2 separate regions of the Homo sapiens genome follow, and region 2 is linked to region 1. Evidence: read pairs that join two places in POLR2A ChIA-PET (ENCODE). Cell type or tissue: MCF 10A. All regions are shown on one strand. Each heading gives the region's core, and the rest is flanking DNA. Links, peaks and the distances in the headings are about the cores only.

Evidence for each region. Peaks named below come from ENCODE experiments on the same cell type or tissue, not always from the same donor. Only the 100,000 strongest peaks of a DNase experiment are listed, where the experiment ranks them.
Region 2: POLR2A ChIA-PET joins it to region 1 with 10 read pairs; 7 of 35 experiments call an interaction of 5 or more read pairs at or near these places.

Annotation. Positions count from the first base shown.
Region 1 is chr6:30,878,956-30,889,470 of GRCh38, forward strand. DDR1 (discoidin domain receptor tyrosine kinase 1) reads left to right here and starts at 5,564. Exons shown (of 18, transcript NM_001297654.2): 1 at 5,564-5,755; 2 at 9,733-9,859; 3 at 9,953-10,055; 4 at 10,247-10,475. The coding sequence starts at 9,775. RefSeq lists enhancers at 1,736-2,664, 5,099-5,872, 5,942-6,449, 7,465-7,971. In MCF 10A, for the core only: no CTCF peak of the experiment used is centred there; DNase peaks (open chromatin) are centred at 3,946, 5,096, 5,476, 7,266 and 3 weaker places.
Region 2 is chr6:31,078,135-31,085,632 of GRCh38, forward strand. It overlaps the pseudogene RNU6-1133P. Among named protein-coding and RNA genes, the nearest start is that of C6orf15, 31 kb to the right of the region's middle. RefSeq lists enhancers at 1,098-1,630, 5,656-6,155. In MCF 10A, for the core only: a CTCF peak has its summit at 6,048 (motif pointing left); no DNase peak of the experiment used is centred there.

The sequences.
Region 1 (10,515 bases), core at 2,774-7,773:
TCTGTGACTACATATATACGCCTAACACTCTCTAGATTGTAAAGGCCTGGAAGGTGGGGAGTGGGTTCCATTACTGAATGCATCTTTCATAGCTCTCGCTGTCAGAGCCCTGCCCTATGCAAACTCTTTTATTTTTATTTATTTATTTATTTATTTATTTATTTTGAGAGGGACTTTCACTCTTGTATCCCAGGCTGGAGTGCAATGGCGCATTCTCAGCTCACTGCAACCTCCACCTCTCGGGTTCAAGCGATTCTCCTGCCTCAGCCTCCCAAGTAGCTGGGATTACAGGTAACCGCCACCATGCCTGGCTGATTTTTTTGCATTTTTAGTAGAGACAGGGTTTCACCACGTTGGTCGGGCTGGTCTCGAACTCCTGACTTCAGGTGATCTGCCTGACTCGGGCCTCCCAAAGTGCTGGGATGATAGGCATGAGCCACTGCACCTGGTGCCCTATGCAAACTCTTATTTTATTATTATTATTTTTTGAGACAGAGTCTCCCTCTGTCACCCAGGCTGGAGTGCAGTGGTGTGATCTTGGCTCACTGCAACCTCCACCTCTCAGGTGCAAACAATTCTCCTGCTTCAGCCTCCCAAGTAGCTGGGGTTACAGACGCGCACCACCACACCCAGCTAATTTTTTTCTATTTTTAGTAGAGATGGGGTTTCACCATGTTGGCTAGGCTGATCTCAAACTCCTGACCTCAGGTGATCCACCCACCTCGGCCTCTCAAAGCAAACTCTTAATAACAACTGTTGTGGAATGACTTGGGAGGTGGCACTCAGAGATCCCAAGTGACACATGAGAAGTCCACAGAGAGAGATCATGTTTAGTGGAGTTTGGATGGTTGCTTTTATCAGTGGGCCTGTACCTTACAGATGCTATCTCATTATCTTCTAAACAGACTCTGGGCCAGTGACCATTATCTCCCTCTTACTGATGTAGACTCAGCCAAGAGAAGCCAGATGTTGAGTCGGAACCTTAACTCTCCCTCTCAGACGCAGAGCCCTGCTTTCTCCCCTCCCATTTGATACTCTGCTTCCTCTTGCATGCTGTGAGAGGCGGCCTCATTACTCCTCTTCCCTCCTCCAGTCCCTCCAAGCCTAATTCATCACCTTTGGCTTTGGGATCATAGTTTCCAAACCAAGGATTGTCTGAACATTGTCTGACAATGCCCTTTTTTTTTTTTTTTAGGCAGGGTCTTGCTCTGTTGCCCAGGCTGGAGTGCAGTGGTGCAATCATGGCACACTGCAGCCTTGACCTCCCGGGCTCAGGTGATCCTCCCACCCAGCCTCCTGGTGCGCATCACCACATCCAGCTAATTTTGGTATTTTTTGTAGAGATGGGGTTGTGCCATGTTGCCCAAGCTGGTCTCGAACTTCTGGGCTCAAGCGATCAGCCCTCCTTGGCCTCCCAAAGTGCTGGGATTATAGGCATGAGCCACCGCAACTGGCACCATTGCCATTGGTATTTAAGAGGTGATGGTTTAGGCTTTGAAATTGGGGTTGTTTGTGAAAACTGAGAGCACCTTTTGTTTTCAGATATTTCCTATGGCCATTGGTGTAATTGGAGGGAAGCTCTCGCCATATATAATATTTTTGAGACAGCCAACTAAGAAACTGGGATTCTGGTTCTCTCCAGGGTGCAAAATCCTGGGAGAAGGAAGTGAATTCTCAGGGGCCCAGAAGGAGTCTCTAAAGGACCTCTGCCAGTCAATTCTAATCTCTCTTCTCCCCTGCAAATCAGCCCCTGCTTCTGCCTCTTTCTCCGCCTCTCCTAGATTCTCCCCCTCTGGAGGGCCTGAGCTCCCGGCCACCACCCCCAATGCCGCTTTCTGTTTCCTCTGCCTCCCTTCATCTCCTTTTGTCTGGGGTTTCTTTGTCTGGGGTCTCCCTTTGGTTCTGTTTCACAGTTCTCAGCCTCCCCTCCCTTTCTCCACAGCCAGGCTGCTCAGTCCCTCTCTGCGGGGGCCTAGAGGCTCGGTGAGGGGAGCGGGACTTGGTTGCCATGGTCACATTGAAGCCAGCCGCAGCTGGCCCGGGCAGCTGCTCCTCCTGGGCCCGGGGCCCCGGACGCTCGGACAAAGCCAGGCAGCGTTGGCAGCCCCAGACCCGACCCCAAAGGCCTGAGACTGGGGTGACTGGGACCTAAGAGAATCCTGAGCTGGAGGTGAGAGGGGGGAAGCCAGAGATGAACTGGGAGGGCAGGAGTGGGCACTGGAGCTGGGCCCTCCCCTTGTGGGCAGGGACCAGGCGGTCCCCGGCTGGAGGCTGGAGGTGTGTTGGGAGGAGGGGAGCGGCCCAGAGCCTGGCAGGGAGGAGGGGAAAGAGAGGGAATAGAGTTGGGTGCCATGGTGTGGTGAATGGGCTGAGGGACTAGGGTGTCCCCAAAGGGGGACCGTTGTCCAGAAACAGGTTAGATTCTCTCTTTGGTCCTCATGTCCCCATCTGTCCCGCAGGTGCCTCTTCCTTTCTCAGCCTTTTATACTTCTCATCTCCCCGTGTCCCTTAGCTTCACACTCTGCGCCCCAGTCTCCCTCCTCTTTCCCTCCACTCTCTGTTTCACTCCAGCCCCTTCTTCCCTTGTCCTTGCTTCTTGTCCCCTTGATCTGTCTGCCCAGCTCTCAAGCCTCCTCAGTTCCCTGCCTTCCTCTCTTAGGAGTTTGTTTCCAACACTGTTTCCTTCCCGAGTCCACTTCAGTTCCTTCATCCAGTTCAGCCCTTTTCTTCCCAAACTTCAGTCTCCTCCTCTGAGCCCCTGGGGCTTCCCACCTTTTGCTGTGTGTGCCCTGTCTTCATCCTCCTTTTCCTCTCTCAGACCTGTCTCCTTGGCCTTGACCTCAGTCCATCTCCGTCTCTCTGGGAATTCTCTCACCATTGTCCCCATCTGACCATCAGCCTCCTCTCCCTCTTCTGGTCCCTTGCCCTTTTCTTCCCCAACCACAGCTGAGCTGTTTCATCTCTCTCCCAGAGCTACGTCATCTCAATCTCCTCCTTCGCTCCCTGGCCTCAGTTTCCAGTTTATTCAGTGGCATCAGGTCTGACTCACACCCAAAGCCTTGTACACTCCTTCACCCTGCCCCCCACCCGTCGCTTCTTACTCTCCCCAGCTGCTGACCCAGCCTGCTCCTCCAGAGGCAGCTGCAGCTCCCGGAAGGGGACTGCAGCTAGTGTATGTGTGGGGGCCCATCTGGTCCGTCCTCTCGCTCGCTGGTCGTGCTGGGCTTCCCTCCTGTGGCCAGGTGGTCTGCAGGCCTGAAGCTGCCTTCTCCCCTCTCCTACGTGCCTCTCCTCACATTTTTTCAGCTGTTTCCCATCCTCTCCTTCCTGGGCAGCAGGCTGCCACTGGCTTGAAGGGGAGGGAAGCCCAGGATGGGAGGGGATGGTAGAGGGTCATTTGGGGGTTCTCAGGGACACAGGGGGCCTCTGGGGTTCGGAGTGATGCAGGAGATGTGGAATGGGCTCTGGGGACCACGGATGGGTAATCAGGCCCTCTTGGTCTTTGGTGCTGCTCTCTGGGCCCCAGGATGGCTGGGATTTCCCTCTCAGGCCCCTGGGAATCTCGGCTCCGAGTCCCGCATTCCAGCTGGCTCCAGCTCCCTTTCCGTTGTCACTTGACTCCACTGGGCCCCAGCCTTGCATCCCTCCCACTCCTCCAGCCTAGAGCTGGGGCGAGGTGGGCATCACCACTAGGAATTTCTCCTGAGGCAGTGAGAAGAGGGGACAAAGGTTTCAGGACTCTCTAGCTCCTTCTGCTCTCCCCAGTGGACCCCTCTGTCTGGCACTGCCATGCCACTTAGCTGGGGTCAGCGTGGGCCTGGGGTGTGGAATGTCCCACCAGGGTATGACGGGCTGTAGCTTGCCTGGCAGGCCTGTTGGGGCTTTCCCAGAGCACAGCTCCTGGAAGGAGGGGCTGTGGGCTGCCAGGTGAGGTGACTTGGGAAGCCTTGGCCCCACCCCCAGGCTGGCCCCACCCCCAGTCCAGCGTCTCCTGGGCCTAGATTCCCCAGCTGCTGTTCTCTGGAGGGGTAGGTGTTCTGGGGGAATGAATCCCTGGGGGCTTGGTGGGACAGGAAGGCGGGAAGAAGCTGCTCTTCGAGTGACCCTGGGGCTGTCTGTTAGCAGGTCCCTCAGCCGTTGGAACGTCCTTGGGCTTCTGAACTAGTGCCCATGTGTGCCTCGGCCTTTCCCAAGGGCCAGCTTCTTCCTGGTAGTGCTTTTGTGTACTTGTCTGGTTGGGACTTCGTGTTTCTTTCTTGGGATTGTTGTCTGGGACTGCAAGCAGGGTATGTTTTTATCTACTGTGAGGTTCCTGGGGCGGAGATGTGCAGTGGAGCGAGAACTTCCTGTGACCGTGACATTGTCTAGGTGGTGAGCAGGTGTGGGGGTGTGGAGAGAGGTGAGGGGCTGAGGTAGTGCTGAGTGGGGAAAAAGCACCTCCCACCACAAGCTGTTCTGTCCCGCTCCATCCTCTGCCCAGTAGCTCTCTCAGTTGCTTTGCCTACTCAGTCTCACTGTTTCATCTTCCCTGGGTCTCTTGGTCCCCTTCCTTTTGACTGTGTGTGATTTTCAGTGTGCCTCCATCCTTCTCCTGCTCCTCTTCTTCCTCCTCCCGACCACTCAACTTTGTCCTGGCCTCATTTTTGGCCTCTTCTGGCCAGTGATCAGACCCTCTGGCCCACTACGGCCAGAGCTGGCTGGGCCTGAGGGAGGCTTGCCCTGAGGACTCCTGAGTCCCCCTCCCACTCCACTCCGTTGGGAGCCCAGGGGAATCAGGGCCTGGGCGTCTGGACCCCCGGGTCCCTTAGAACGCCCTTCAGAGAGAGGAACTGAGAGGAGAAGGAGAAGAGAGTGGGCCCGCCTTCAGGGTCTGGGGCCTTCCAGGTTGGGTCGTAGGGGCGGGAGCGCACAGGCTGCGAGAGAGGAGCAAAGGTTGGTGGAGGGAGAAGAGCAGTCTGGGGCCTGGCTGGACAGGTGAGCCCTGAGACCTGAGCTCTGCTCCCTTCTCTGGGCTAACTCCCGCAGCTGGGCTGGGCCGAGCCTGTGGGAACCTGCTTCTTCCTCTGTGCCCTGGGGCTGCTCCCCTTTGCCTCTCCCACCAGGAACCGATCCCAGAAGTAGGAGGGGCGTCTTCCCCTCGTGGGCCCTGAGCGGGACTGCAGCCAGCCCCCTGGGGCGCCAGCTTTGGAGGTTCTCGTTTGGGGAAGCGGGGGTGGGCTGCGAGTGGGTGGAGGGGGCTGGGCGCGGAGCCGGCCGGAGGCAGCGGCGCGGGCGGCTGGGCGGCCTGGGAGCGCCCAGGCGGGCTTGGCGGGCGGGTTACCTGGGGGAGGCCGGGCCGGGCGCTAGCGCGCGGGGTGGGCGTGGCGGGCGCGGGGCCTGGAGCTCGGCGCCGGGCGTGGGAGCCACTGGGACTACTGGGTCCGGGAGGGGGAAGGGAGGGCTGCGAGCCCGAACGCGCGGCGAGAAGGCCGAGGGGAGGGAGGGGAGCGAGGAGCGGGAGGAGGAAGGGAGGGAGCCGAGGCGAGGGGGAGGCGGCGCCTGGGCCCGAGCCGCCCCAGCCCTGGCTCCTCTCCCCGGAACAGGCCCCCGACAGCTGCTCTCGGGAGCCGCCTCCCGACACCCGAGCCCCGCCGGCGCCTCCCGCTCCCGGCTCCCGGCTCCTGGCTCCCTCCGCCTCCCCCGCCCCTCGCCCCGCCGCCGAAGAGGCCCCGCTCCCGGGTCGGACGCCTGGGTCTGCCGGGAAGAGCGATGAGAGGTAGGGAGAGCGGCGGCGGAACCCGCGGGCGGAGGCCTGGGGCTCTTGGGGTGGGGGCGCGCGGCGGCGCCTGCAGGGCGAGGGGCGGGGGAGGCAGGACGTCCCGAGCCATGCTTGGTCGTCCAGCTCTTCTAAGCCTCCCTGCCCGCCTCCCCGATGCTCTGGCATACCGTCTGAAAACCGGGGGCGGGGACTGGGTGGAGGTGAAGCCCGTGACCTCCCAGAAAGAGTTTTGAGCCTCCAGCCTTGAGGCAAGTCCCCTCTCACTCAGTGCGGAGGAACTGAGCCCCGGGAGGAGGTGCTCCTGTGCAGCCCCACTGAGTCAGCTCATCTATCGCCTGCCCTCCACCTGGCCAGTCCCTGCGGGCATCTAACTGCTAAGCCTCCGCTCAGCCAACACCCAGTTGGTCAGTCTGGTCACAGTCCAGCAAAAAGAGGGACTGCCACTCTAACCCACCAGTGACACCACTCTTCCCGGCTGGATGGTCAATTAGCTCTGGCATGAGAGAATGTCACTGCCGGTGAGCGCCAGCTTCAGGGTCCCACCCCCCCATGCCTGGCTCTTGGCTGAACATTTCTTCCCAGCGCTTCCAGCAGCCAGAGGCAGGCGCCCAAGCTCGCTGGCTGTTGCTGAGGGCCTGTAGGTGTGTCCAGGACTGAGTGGTGTGGTGGAGACAGGTGAAAGGGGAGTGAGTGGAAAGGCAGGGAAAGGCTGTTGTCCTTATTGCCACTCTTCCCACCCAGCGCCCACCTGTTCCCTGCCCCCTCGACGTCCCTCTGGCTTGGTCACCCATGTGTGTTAGAGGCTGGGCCCCAGTTCTCTGGGGATCCTGTGCCCAAGGGCCCGGGTGTGTGTGTCTCATGCTGTCTTTTGGTCACAGGAGCATGTGGTGTCTGTCATTTCATGTTCACAGGTGTCTGAAGGTGGCTATTCACTGAGCGATGGGGTTGGACTTGAAGGAATGCCAAGGTGTGGACGGGTTGATGTATGCATGAGCTTCTGTGTTTGCTCTGTCTCAGAAACTCTGTGAGGGTTGTCAGGGACACTGAGAGGTGGGTGTGTGCATGCCACATTTAGCCTCGCTGTTTACAGCCAGTTCAGTAAGTTTGTGTGTTTCACCGTGTGTGTGTGTACAGAGCTGTGTGGGTGTTGTCTGAGTGGGACTTGGGGGTTGGGAGAGGAGCGTGAAGGGCTTGAGGCAGGGTGGCCTGGCCCCTGGTTTGTCTTTGGTTGTAATGGAGTGGAAGGGGGTGGGATTGGGGAAGGTCTTCTGGGCTTGTCCTCTCTTGCCCTCTGGGTCTCTGACTGTGGACTGAAGACCCAGTGGAGAGAGATGAGGTGACTGGGGGTGTTGGAGAACAGACAGCCCAGACGTCTCTGTGCTTCTCCGTGTTCCTCTGCTTGGCTCTGTGCCCCGTGTTTCTGAGCCTGCTCTATTTACCTCTTGCATTGTGGCTCTCGCTCTGTCTCCGCCTGCCTCGTATCCTCTGCCTGCCTTTGTATCTCTGCCCCGGGCTCCTCTCGGCTCTGTGTGGCTCTGATGACTCATCTGGGATAGGCATGAAGGTTACTTAGGGGAACAAGAGCCCCGCTGTTCCCGAGAGAGGTGGGGTTGGAGAGCGGCACCCAGGAATTCCAAGCCAGTCTCCTGGGACTCTGGCAGCCTGCTCCCCGGCGCTGGACCCTAAGGGACCAGGCGTGATGCCTTCTGGTTCTAGCCTCTGAGTGCCCCCCACAACTCAGTCGTCCCCCTCAGCTGCTGCTTCAGAGCTCTGGGGTCTCAGCTGCCTCTTACATTCCTGCCCTAGTGCATTGTGGGAGCAGCTGGAGGAGGACAAAGGGATGGGGGAGTATCCCCCACTCCTCCTACCTCCTGGGGTGACCTGCCTTCCTTGTCTTTAGACCCGCCCTCGTCTCCAAGGCAACTCAGCCTTTCCTCAGTCCCTCAGAGGCAGCCACCTTCTGGAAGTGGGAACTGGGGGGACTGGATGTCTGGGTCTCAGGAAGGCAGAGCAGGGATAACTGGGCCCAAGATGCCCTGAACCTGATAAGAGGTGGCAGTCGAGTCCCTCAGGACTCCAGGGCCTGGAGACTTCAGTACAGGGCTCTGAGACCAGTACAGGTTAGGATAGCTTTTCCTGCAGCAGGGGAGGGGAGAGTAGTTACTTGGGTTTGTAAGGAGATGCCATTTAGAATAGTTTTATGTGGGGTAAGCTTCCTGGGCCTGAGGAACAGAGTAGGGATTTTCAAACTTTAATGGGCACAGGTCACCTGGGAATTGTGTTAAAAGGCAGATTTTGATTGAGCAGGTCAAGGGTGAGCCTGAGATTCTGATTTCTTCCATGCTTCCAGGTATTGCTGATGGTCCAGGGACCACCCTGGGCCTAGAGGGCTATAGGGGACAGTAAGACTAGAAGGTGCTGGGGTCCCCTCTGCCCTTCTCTTAGAATTCTGGACTCCTATGTGGGAGGGCAGCAGGGTGAGCTGGTCCAGGCTTATCTGATGTTTAATTCTATCATATCCTCAACAAGGAATTGCCCAACCTTTCCTGGGACATATTTATTTTTTAAAAGTCAAAATGATTTTCATATTCTTTTACATATCTTATGATTTTACATAAATGCATTTATGTTACAAGATTTAGAAAAATAGTACAATCAACCTGTCTTTTTAAATTTGCTTTTCTTTTGCCCCGTTCATGTTAACTCTTGTTATATTGTATTCTATTGTTATATTCTATTATATATTCTCTCCTTCTAGACGTACACACAGGTATATATACAAACATGGGTGCTTGTTTATTCTATTTTCAAAAGGTGGGATATTTTTTATACTTCTGTTGCTTGCTTTTCATATTCAACAGATATACATGGAAATCACACAAAGTTAGGAATATATTGCCTCTTTGTTACTTTTCATAGCTGCATAGTAGTCAATAAACCTTATTTTTTTTAATTCCAGCCTGTCCCCTGTGGGCATTCACATATCTTACAGATTTATGTCTTACAAAAGGTACCATAATAAACATCTTTGAAATCTTCTTTTTTATTTTTATTTTTCACTTTTTTTAAAGAGATGGGGTCTCACTATGTTCACCAGGCTGGTCTCTAACTCCTGGCCTCAAGTGATCCTCCCATCTCGGCCTCCCAAAGTGCTGGGGTTACAGGCATGAGCCACCAGACCCAGACCTGCACATATGTTCTTACTTCCTGGTGCTTCTCTCTCGAGGGAATGCTGGGTCGAAGAGGATGTGCATTTTTAATTATAATAGACATTGCTAGATTGCTTTCCAAATAGAAGATAACACTCATTTCTGCCATTGAGCATGGTGCCTCCCTTTTCATCACTTTCTACCACTTTTATATGTTACAGCCTTAAAAAAATATCTTGTCAGTCTGCTTGGTATTTCCCTGAGGCTGGTGAATTTGACCATTAAAAAAAATGTTTGTTGGCAATTTGGCTTTGCTTTTCTGTGAAATGACTATTCACATTCTTTGGCTGTTTCTTTATTGGGTTACTTATATATTTTTTCTTGTCAGTTCCTAAGGGGCCTTAGTTTATTGTAGTTATTAAACCTTTTCCTGTTGTATGTGTTATAAACATTTTTTGCACACTTGTTGTTTGTTCTAAGCCGTTGTTTATGGGGATATTTTGCCCATTCCTGATTGGAGAAATGGGGCTTTAGGAAGTTATTTAACTGATCTCTGCCCTAGTTTCTTCATGTGTTAAATATGGATAGTAATAGTATCTACCTTATGAAGTGACTGTGAAGATAAAATTATGGATTCTGTTTAAGGGTTTAGGCCAGTGTCTGGCACAGGGGAAGCATTCTAAAAATATAGCTGATGCTGTTAAACAATGACTGTTGTTGTTGTTTTACTGTTATTATCCCCAAAGCGGCCCATTCTGTCTGTTGCTGTCAGCTATGACTCAGTCCCCTGATTAACTTACGCACCACCCATTTTATCCCCTGCAGAGATGCTGCCCCCACCCCCTTAGGCCCGAGGGATCAGGAGCTATGGGACCAGAGGCCCTGTCATCTTTACTGCTGCTGCTCTTGGTGGCAAGTGGAGATGCTGACATGAAGGGACATTTTGATCCTGGTGAGGAGACTGAATCATGGGTCCCTGAGGGCCAGGGCTTGGGAGGTAGAGAGTTGGGGGCCTTGACCTGTTACATGCCTGCTTTTTACTCAGCCAAGTGCCGCTATGCCCTGGGCATGCAGGACCGGACCATCCCAGACAGTGACATCTCTGCTTCCAGCTCCTGGTCAGATTCCACTGCCGCCCGCCACAGCAGGTACTTGGCACACCTGGCACACTTGTAGCTGCCCCGAGAGGAGCTCCTGGGACCTCTACTTCCCCTCCAACCCCTCTGCCCATGCCAGTGAAACCCCTGCAGGCTGAGGGGGCAAATGAAGTGGGGTTTAAATACTGGAGATGGAGGCAGACCTGGGGCCAGATGTTCTCTGTGCCCCTCTTCACCCTCAGGTTGGAGAGCAGTGACGGGGATGGGGCCTGGTGCCCCGCAGGGTCGGTGTTTCCCAAGGAGGAGGAGTACTTGCAGGTGGATCTACAACGACTGCACCTGGTGGCTCTGGTGGGCACCCAGGGACGGCATGCCGGGGGCCTGGGCAAGGAGTTCTCCCGGAGCTACCGGCTGCGTTACTCCCGGGATGGTCGCCGCTGGATGGGCTGGAAGGACCGCTGGGGTCAGGAGGTGAGACTGGCAGGGGCAGCACCCAGAGGAGGTTGGCTCT
Region 2 (7,498 bases), core at 2,499-7,498, 200 kb after region 1:
ATATATATATATAGCCTATGGCCTTCTGGCTTTATGTGGCCAGAAGAAAACAAAATAAAATAATTTAAAAAATAGAAAATAAGTAATAATAAAAGAAATAAAATAAGAGAAGCAATAAAAGAAAAGAAAAAGTCATTTAGGATTATGTAAAAGCCTGCCTATCGAACAGTAAGGCTTCCTGGTCCCCTCCATGAAGTTGGTTCTGAGAACTCCAGCAGCCAGACTTGCCCCAGGCCGATTAATAGAGAAACCTTCTCTGGAGAAACTGACCAGACAAGGAAAAACACCTAGGAACACAGGAGTAAGGGGGTTCTGACGGATATTAAGCTACTGTCACTTGACTTCAAAACCCTCTTCCACTCTCTCCTTCCCAGCTGGCTCCCTCTTAGGTGTAGAGGGAGGTGTCAGCACTGGAGGAAGAAGGGATCCCTTCCCTTGTTGGCCTCCCAATCCTGCCGGCATCACCACAGCCGAGGATCTTCAGCCCTGTAGCAACAGCTGGTCCAGCAGCAGTAGCAAGTCCCAAACTGTGGTTCTTCCTCACTCCCGGCAAAGGCCTCTTCCCGTGGCCTCAGTGATACCGGCTCACTGGCCAGGCTCCTCCTTAGGAAACTGAATTCTAGCTCCGTGGGGCCATCCTCCCAGATTCTCCCATTGAATAATACTGACCTCTTCCCTCAGTTCCCCAAGACTGAGGGAGAGGCAGTTGCCCCATTCCTGATTCCCACGCGTTCTACCTCTGCGGTATCTCAGTGCTCTTTTTGTCTTTTTAGATCTCAATATGTGGTTAACAATCCTTTATATAAAATTACCTCTGTCTGGGCGCGGAGGCTCACGCTTGCAATCCCAGCACTTTGGGAGGCCGAGGCAGGTGGATCACCTGAGGTCAGGAGTTTGAGACCAGCCTGGCCAATATGGTGAAACCCTGTCTCTACTAAAAATACAAAACTTAGCTGGGTGTGGTGGCAGGTGCCTGTAATCCCACTACTTGGGAGGCTGAGGCAGGAGAATCATTTGAACCCGGGAGACCGAGGTTGCAGTGAGCCGAGATTGTGCCACTGCACTCCAGCCTGGGCAACAGAGTGAAATTCCTTTTCAAATAGAATAAAATAAAACAAAATTACCTCTGTTTAAATATTTGGATTTTTTTCTTTCACCTGACTAGACCCTAATACAAGGGTCTTCTGGAGAAACAGTTCAGCCCATTTGCACTATGGTGAAGCCCACTGAAACCTCCCCCCATCCCCAACACACACACCTGGAGTTTCCAAACAGCTTAAGATCTAACTAAGCCAAGGATTACTGTATCATTCACAAAGCCCAAGCCCCAATTTGAGCAGAGAAAGTTTATTATTAGAAAGAATTATTGGCTGTAACAGGCTAAAAAGACGTGCAGAGAACTCCAAAGAATGCTGTAGGGCCGCGGGAGAGTACCCAAAGAAGGACACACGTGGAAGCATCCCCACCCCAAAGCTGGATTCAGAACTCAAGGCAGAAAGTGTGCATGTGCCCACCAGGTACCAGATTATTTCCCTGGGATGCCCAGGCCAAAGCCTGTGAACAGTCATGAGCAAGCAGGAAACTGGGGGGGTCGCGGCATCGGGAGCCCACTCACTGCATGCAAGGCCTGGGGCATGCAGGGTCCACGTCAGGGCCAGCTCGCTGGGGGAACGCATGCTGTCAGCACGCAGCTAGGACAGAGACCACCGGATGTTCCCACCTGGCCACTGATGGGCCCTGCCGCAGGAGCAACAAGAATCACAAACCATAGCTCCCGGAACCAGAGATAAAAGAAATTCTTTCCTCTGGCAGTGTCCCTCCGGCGCCCTCTACTGAGAAAGCTTAATATTGTGCTGGCTGCGAAGGAGAACCGCTTAATTCAATACAGATCAGTTAAGAGGATGGATTTACGGTTGAGAGGCAATACATTGATAAGAAACTAGTCATTATGGGATGAAAACCACTGACATGAAAGACAGGTATTGAAAACACAAGAATTAAGGAATATAAAGCCAGGCGCGGTGGCTCACGCCTGTAATCTCAGTGCCTTCGCAAGCCAAGCTGGGCGGATCGCTTGAGCCCAAGAGTTCAAGAACAGCCTGAGCAAAATGGCGAGATTCTGTGTCTACAAAAAGTACAAAAATTAGCCGGGCGCGGTGGCGTGCACCTGTAGTCTCAGCTGCTCAGGAGGCTGAGATGGGAGGATCACTTGAGTCCGGGAGGTCGAGGCTTCATTGAGCTGTGATTAAGCCATTGCCCTGGACCACAACAGAGAGACCCTGTCAAAAAAAAAAAAAAAAAAAAAAGAAGAAGAAGAAGAAGAGGAAATTTAGAGAATGCAAAGAGCCAAATAATAAAATCCACTGCAATTAATATTTTCATAAACATAAGAGACGATATTTTCTCCATGGTAAAAGAACACATTATTAAATAAAAAATTTAAAGTTGAAGAAATCTTCTAAAAAGAAGCAAAGGGTAAAGAAATGTAGATGGGACCGGGCACAGTAGCTCAGGCCTGTAATCCCAGCACTTTGAGTTGCGGAAGTGGGTGGATCACTTGAGATTAGGAGTTCGAGACCAGCCTTACCAACATAGTGAAACCCCGTCTCTACTAAAAATACAAAAATTAGCCAGGCGTGGTGGCATACGCCTGTAATCCCAGCTACTTGGGAGGCTAAGGCAGGAGAATCGCTTGAACCCGAGAGAGGTGGAGATTGGAGTGAGCCGAGATAGTGCCACTACACTCCAACCTGGGTGACTCCATCTCAAAAGAAAAAAAAAAAGGAAAAGAAATGTAGATGGTATAGAAAATATATGAAAATTAGATCATCTGGATGAATAGGAGGATTTCTAGAAAGAATAGACAGAGGGAACAGAAGGGATGAAATTATCAAAGAAATAATTCAAGAACTTTTCTCAGAACTGAGAGATATGGTTCCAAAGTGAGATAGACCTCAAGTGTCTAACAGAAGTGTCTAACAAAAGGAATGAAATCCAAGGCATACTACCATAATTTTAAAAATACTGAGGACAAAAAGAAAAATCCCAAAATTGGACAAAAAGAAAAAAACAGGTCACATGAAAAAGATCAAAACTCAAATGGTATAGGGTTTTCTCTTTTTTTCTTTCTCTTTTCCTTTTTTTTTTTTTTTTTTTTTGAGACAGGATCTCACTCTGTCACCCAGGCTGGAGCGTAGTGATACAATCATGGATCACTGCAGCCTTGAACTCCTGGGCTCAAGGGATCGTCCCCTCTCAGCCTTCTGAAAACTACAGACACGTACCACCATGCCCAGCTAATTTTTAAATTTAATTTTATTTTTTGTAGAGACGAAATCTTACTACGTTGCCCAGGCTGGTCTTGAACTCCTGGGCTCAAGCAATCCTCCCACTTTGGCTTCCCAAAGTGCTGGTATTACAGGTGCGCACCATAACACCTAGCTGAGGACTTTTCAACAGTAGCACTGGAAGCTGGAAGATAGTGGAGCAGTGCTTTCCTAATTTAGGTGTAAATTTTACAACTTGGAATTTTATTTTCAGTAAAACTATTAATCAGATGTAATCATAATATAAAAGACATTTTCAGACAAAATTTCAAAAATTGCCCTCCCTTGCCCCTTTCCTTAGGAAGTTCCATCAAAGTAAGGGATTAGATCAGGAGAGATAAAGATGTGGGATCCTCCAAAGAGTGAGGAGAATGAAAATCCCAGGAGGTTGCTGTGTAGGAGAACTAGGGATCCGCAGGTCCAGATTAAAATGGTTTGGAGGCCGGGCATGGTGGCTCCTGCTTGTAATCCCAGCACTTTGTGAAGCCAAGGCGGGTGGATCACCTGAGGCTAGGAGTTTGAGACCAGCCCGGCCAACATAGTGAAACCCCGTCTCTACCAAAAACACACAAAAGAATTAGCTGGGCATGGTGGCACATGCCTGTAATTCCAACTACTCAAGAGGCGGAGGCAGAGAATTTCTTGAACCCAGAAGGCAGAAGTTGCAGTGAGCCAAGATTTCACCACTGCACTTCTGCCTGGGTGACAGAGTGGATCTCAAAAAGAAAAAAGAAAAAAAAAAAAGGCTTGGGGCCAAAACCTCAGGGATTAAGAAAATTCCTTTACCTGGTTACAGAAAGATATTACCAAGAAAAAGAGGGAATTGATTAATTGTAATACATTAGACTGCAGAGAAAAAATAGACTTCTATAGAATCTGCTGACAAATTTGTGATAAATTCATAGACAAATGATCAAAAGAAAACCTAGTAGATCTGTATAATTCTGGATATCATTCCATAAAGCCCAGCTTAGAACCTGTGCCCTCAGCCCTTATAAAGATTTCAAAAGCTCTTAATACCCTTTGTAAAATGTCTTCCTGTTAATTTACCTAGCGTAATCTCTAGTTGCTGCACTGAACCCTGACTGATATAACTTGTTATTAAGAAACAGGAAGATAAAAACTAATTGAGCATCGAAGTGCTTTTACTTCTAGGAAGAGAGAATTAGGGGTTGGTACCGGACTATAGCTTTTGTTCTGTCTTTGGCTTTTTAAATTACATATCTGTAATTTATATACACACACATATATATTTGGCTTTTAAAATTACATATCTGTATAAATCTGATAAAAATTTTAAATAGTTAAATAAAAACTTATTTAGGAGATAATATATTAGAATACTAAGATGAGTGCTGAGTTTAAAAAACAAAAAGGCCAGGAGCGGTGGCTCACACCTGTAATCCCAGCATTTTGGGAGGCCAAGGTGGGTGGATCACCTGAGGTCAGGAGTTTGAGACCAGCCTGACCAACATGGTGAAACCCTGTCTCTACTAAAAATACAAAAAAATCAGCTGGGGATGGTGGCAGGTGCCTGGGTAACAGAGTGAGACTCCGTCTAAAAATGAAAGTGGCATCTGATACAGAGAAGATTAGCATGGCCCCTGCTCAAGGATGACACACAAATTTGTGAAGGGTTCCATTTAAAAAAAAAAAAAAGTCTGAGCGAGGTGGCTCAGTCCTGTAATCCCAGCACTTCGGGAGGCCAAGGCGGGAGGATCACTTGAGGTCAGGGGTTCAAGTCCAGCCTGGCCAACATGGCGAAACTCCGTCTGTACTAAAGTACAGAAAAATTAGCTGGGCATGGTGGTGCATGCCTGTAGTCCCAGCCCCAGCTACTCCGGAGGCTGAGGCAGCAGAATTGCTTGAACTCAGGAGGCGGAGGTTGCAGTGAGCTGAGATCATGCCATTGCACTCCAGCCTGGGCAAGAAGAGCAAAATTCCATCTCAAAAAAAAAAAAAGGGCATCTGAATATATACAATTACAATGTCAATAAAAATAGATAAATGAATAAATACAGTTAGTCTTTTTTTTTTTAATGGCATCTGGACATTCCTACATTCTGGAAGATTTACAAATACATAGTGGGGATACCTCTCATAAATGTATAAGCCTCTCAGTTTTTCCTTCCAATGCATTGCAGATTGTCCTTATTTAGCCCTTTCCCCTGGGAACCTGAGACTGAGAGCAGTGCAAGCTATGCTTTTTTTGTAAACACAGCACCTCACATTTCTAGAAGACAACCCTAAGTAAACTTCAGGGCCCTACGTCGGTCACCATTCCATCTGCTCTTCTCTGCTCTGATTCTTCCTATCCCTCAGAAACCCAAGGCCTCCTTAGCCAAACGGAGCTGCTGTGGTCGCAAATAGCCTTGTGCCCCTGGGAACCTGTGAGATGCAATATGTCGTCAGTCTCCCTCAATCTTGGCCTGAGTCCAAGAGAAAGGCAGCTGCTCTGAGGTTCGAGACTCTCCAGTGACTCAGCTCTCTAATTCCCAGTACTCTGTGCATATGCCCTCCTCAATTCCATCTCCTAGACTTGCCAGATGTAGGTCGAGTCCTCAAAGATGAGATAACCAAGATGCAAAATCCTAAAATCCTCCATTAAGCACCTACCAGCTGCAGAGGCCCTGCTGGGGCCCTGAGGGAGATGTGTGTGGCAGACTGCAGGCCAAGTAAGTCCTTCTTTAAGGCTGGTGTCATGAGAATTACTCAATGCCGCCTCCTGCTGGGGAAGGACACTTCACCCCTTTTATGGAAGCCCAACGGGAAGGACTCATGGGACAGGGCAGGCTGCCCTGTCTCTTTTTTAGGCAGTCACTGCAATCACACATGCTCACTAATCCAGTTCACTAAGGTACGAAGCCACAATAAAGTTTGGAGCCAAAACTGTAGATATAAAGAGAGTTCCTTTATCTGGAATGGCCTCGATTTTTGAATAAGGAGTTTTTTGTTGTTGTTTTGTTTTGTTTTGTTTTGTTTTTGAGACAGAGTTTCACTCTTTTGCCCAGGCCGGAGTGAAGTGGCAAGATCTCTGCTCACTGCAGCCTCCGCCTCCCGGGTTCAAGCAATTCTCCTGCCTCAGCCTCCTGAGTAGCTGGGATTACAGGCGCCTGCCACCACGCCTGGCTAATTTTTGTACTTTTAGTAGAGATGGGGTTTCGCCATGATGGCTAGGCTGGTCTCGAACTCCTGCCCTCACGTGATCCGCCGGCCTCGGCCTCCCAAAATGCTGGGATTACAGACGTGAGCCACCAAGCCCATCCATAAGGTTATATTTTTTAATGTCCTGCCTCCTCCTCTTTTTTTTTCTTCTCTTTTTGTTTTCAAATAACTAAAGATGCACAGAAAGTTGCAAAATTAGTACCGAGATGTCCTGTGCACTCTTCACGCAGCTTCCCCAGTGGTAAGCTCTTACATACTACAGTACATTATCAGAACAAGCAATTGATGCATATTTTCTCAATGCATTGCAGTAGGTGGATTTGGTACTTGAGACCCTCAACAATCTCTTTCCGCATATCATGACTAACAGTATAGGCTCATGGTTTTTAAAGGACTGCCCTTTGAAGGAACTGGATGGAATTTTGTTTGCAAAGAGCTGAGAATCACTGGAGAGGCAATAAATGGAAATGTTCCTGTAGATTGTCACTATAGAGAGCAGGGCTGATGGATGTCAAAGGATATCCAGGGATATAAGCCCTCAGCAGGGAGGAGAGCAAAAAGGCCAGTGTGGTTGGTTATTGGAGAAGTTATTTGGATAGTTTTTAATTAGAGACATCTCTTGCATGAATGGATTTCCTAATGAAATCAAATTTTGATTGTGGAAAGCATAATTAACATGTAGGAAACATCAGTATATTCTAGGACCTGAGAGTAAAGGATGAAGTCCCTTTTAGAGAGATACACTGTTCTCTTTTAGGAAGATGGGCATAGAAGTGCAGGAAGTCAACTAGACGTGTTAAAATATAAATTTTTGGCTGCTTGTAACAGAGACACAAATGCCACTGGTTTAAATTAGGTAGAAAATGTTTTCCCACCCTTGGATCCAAGCACATGAGGACCCTGCCCGGGCTCCATGATCTAGAGGGACCTGCTCTATCATTCCCCCAACTTATAGGACAAAAAGTCCGAGAAGCCAAAGGGATAGACCTACCCATGGAGGTTGCATC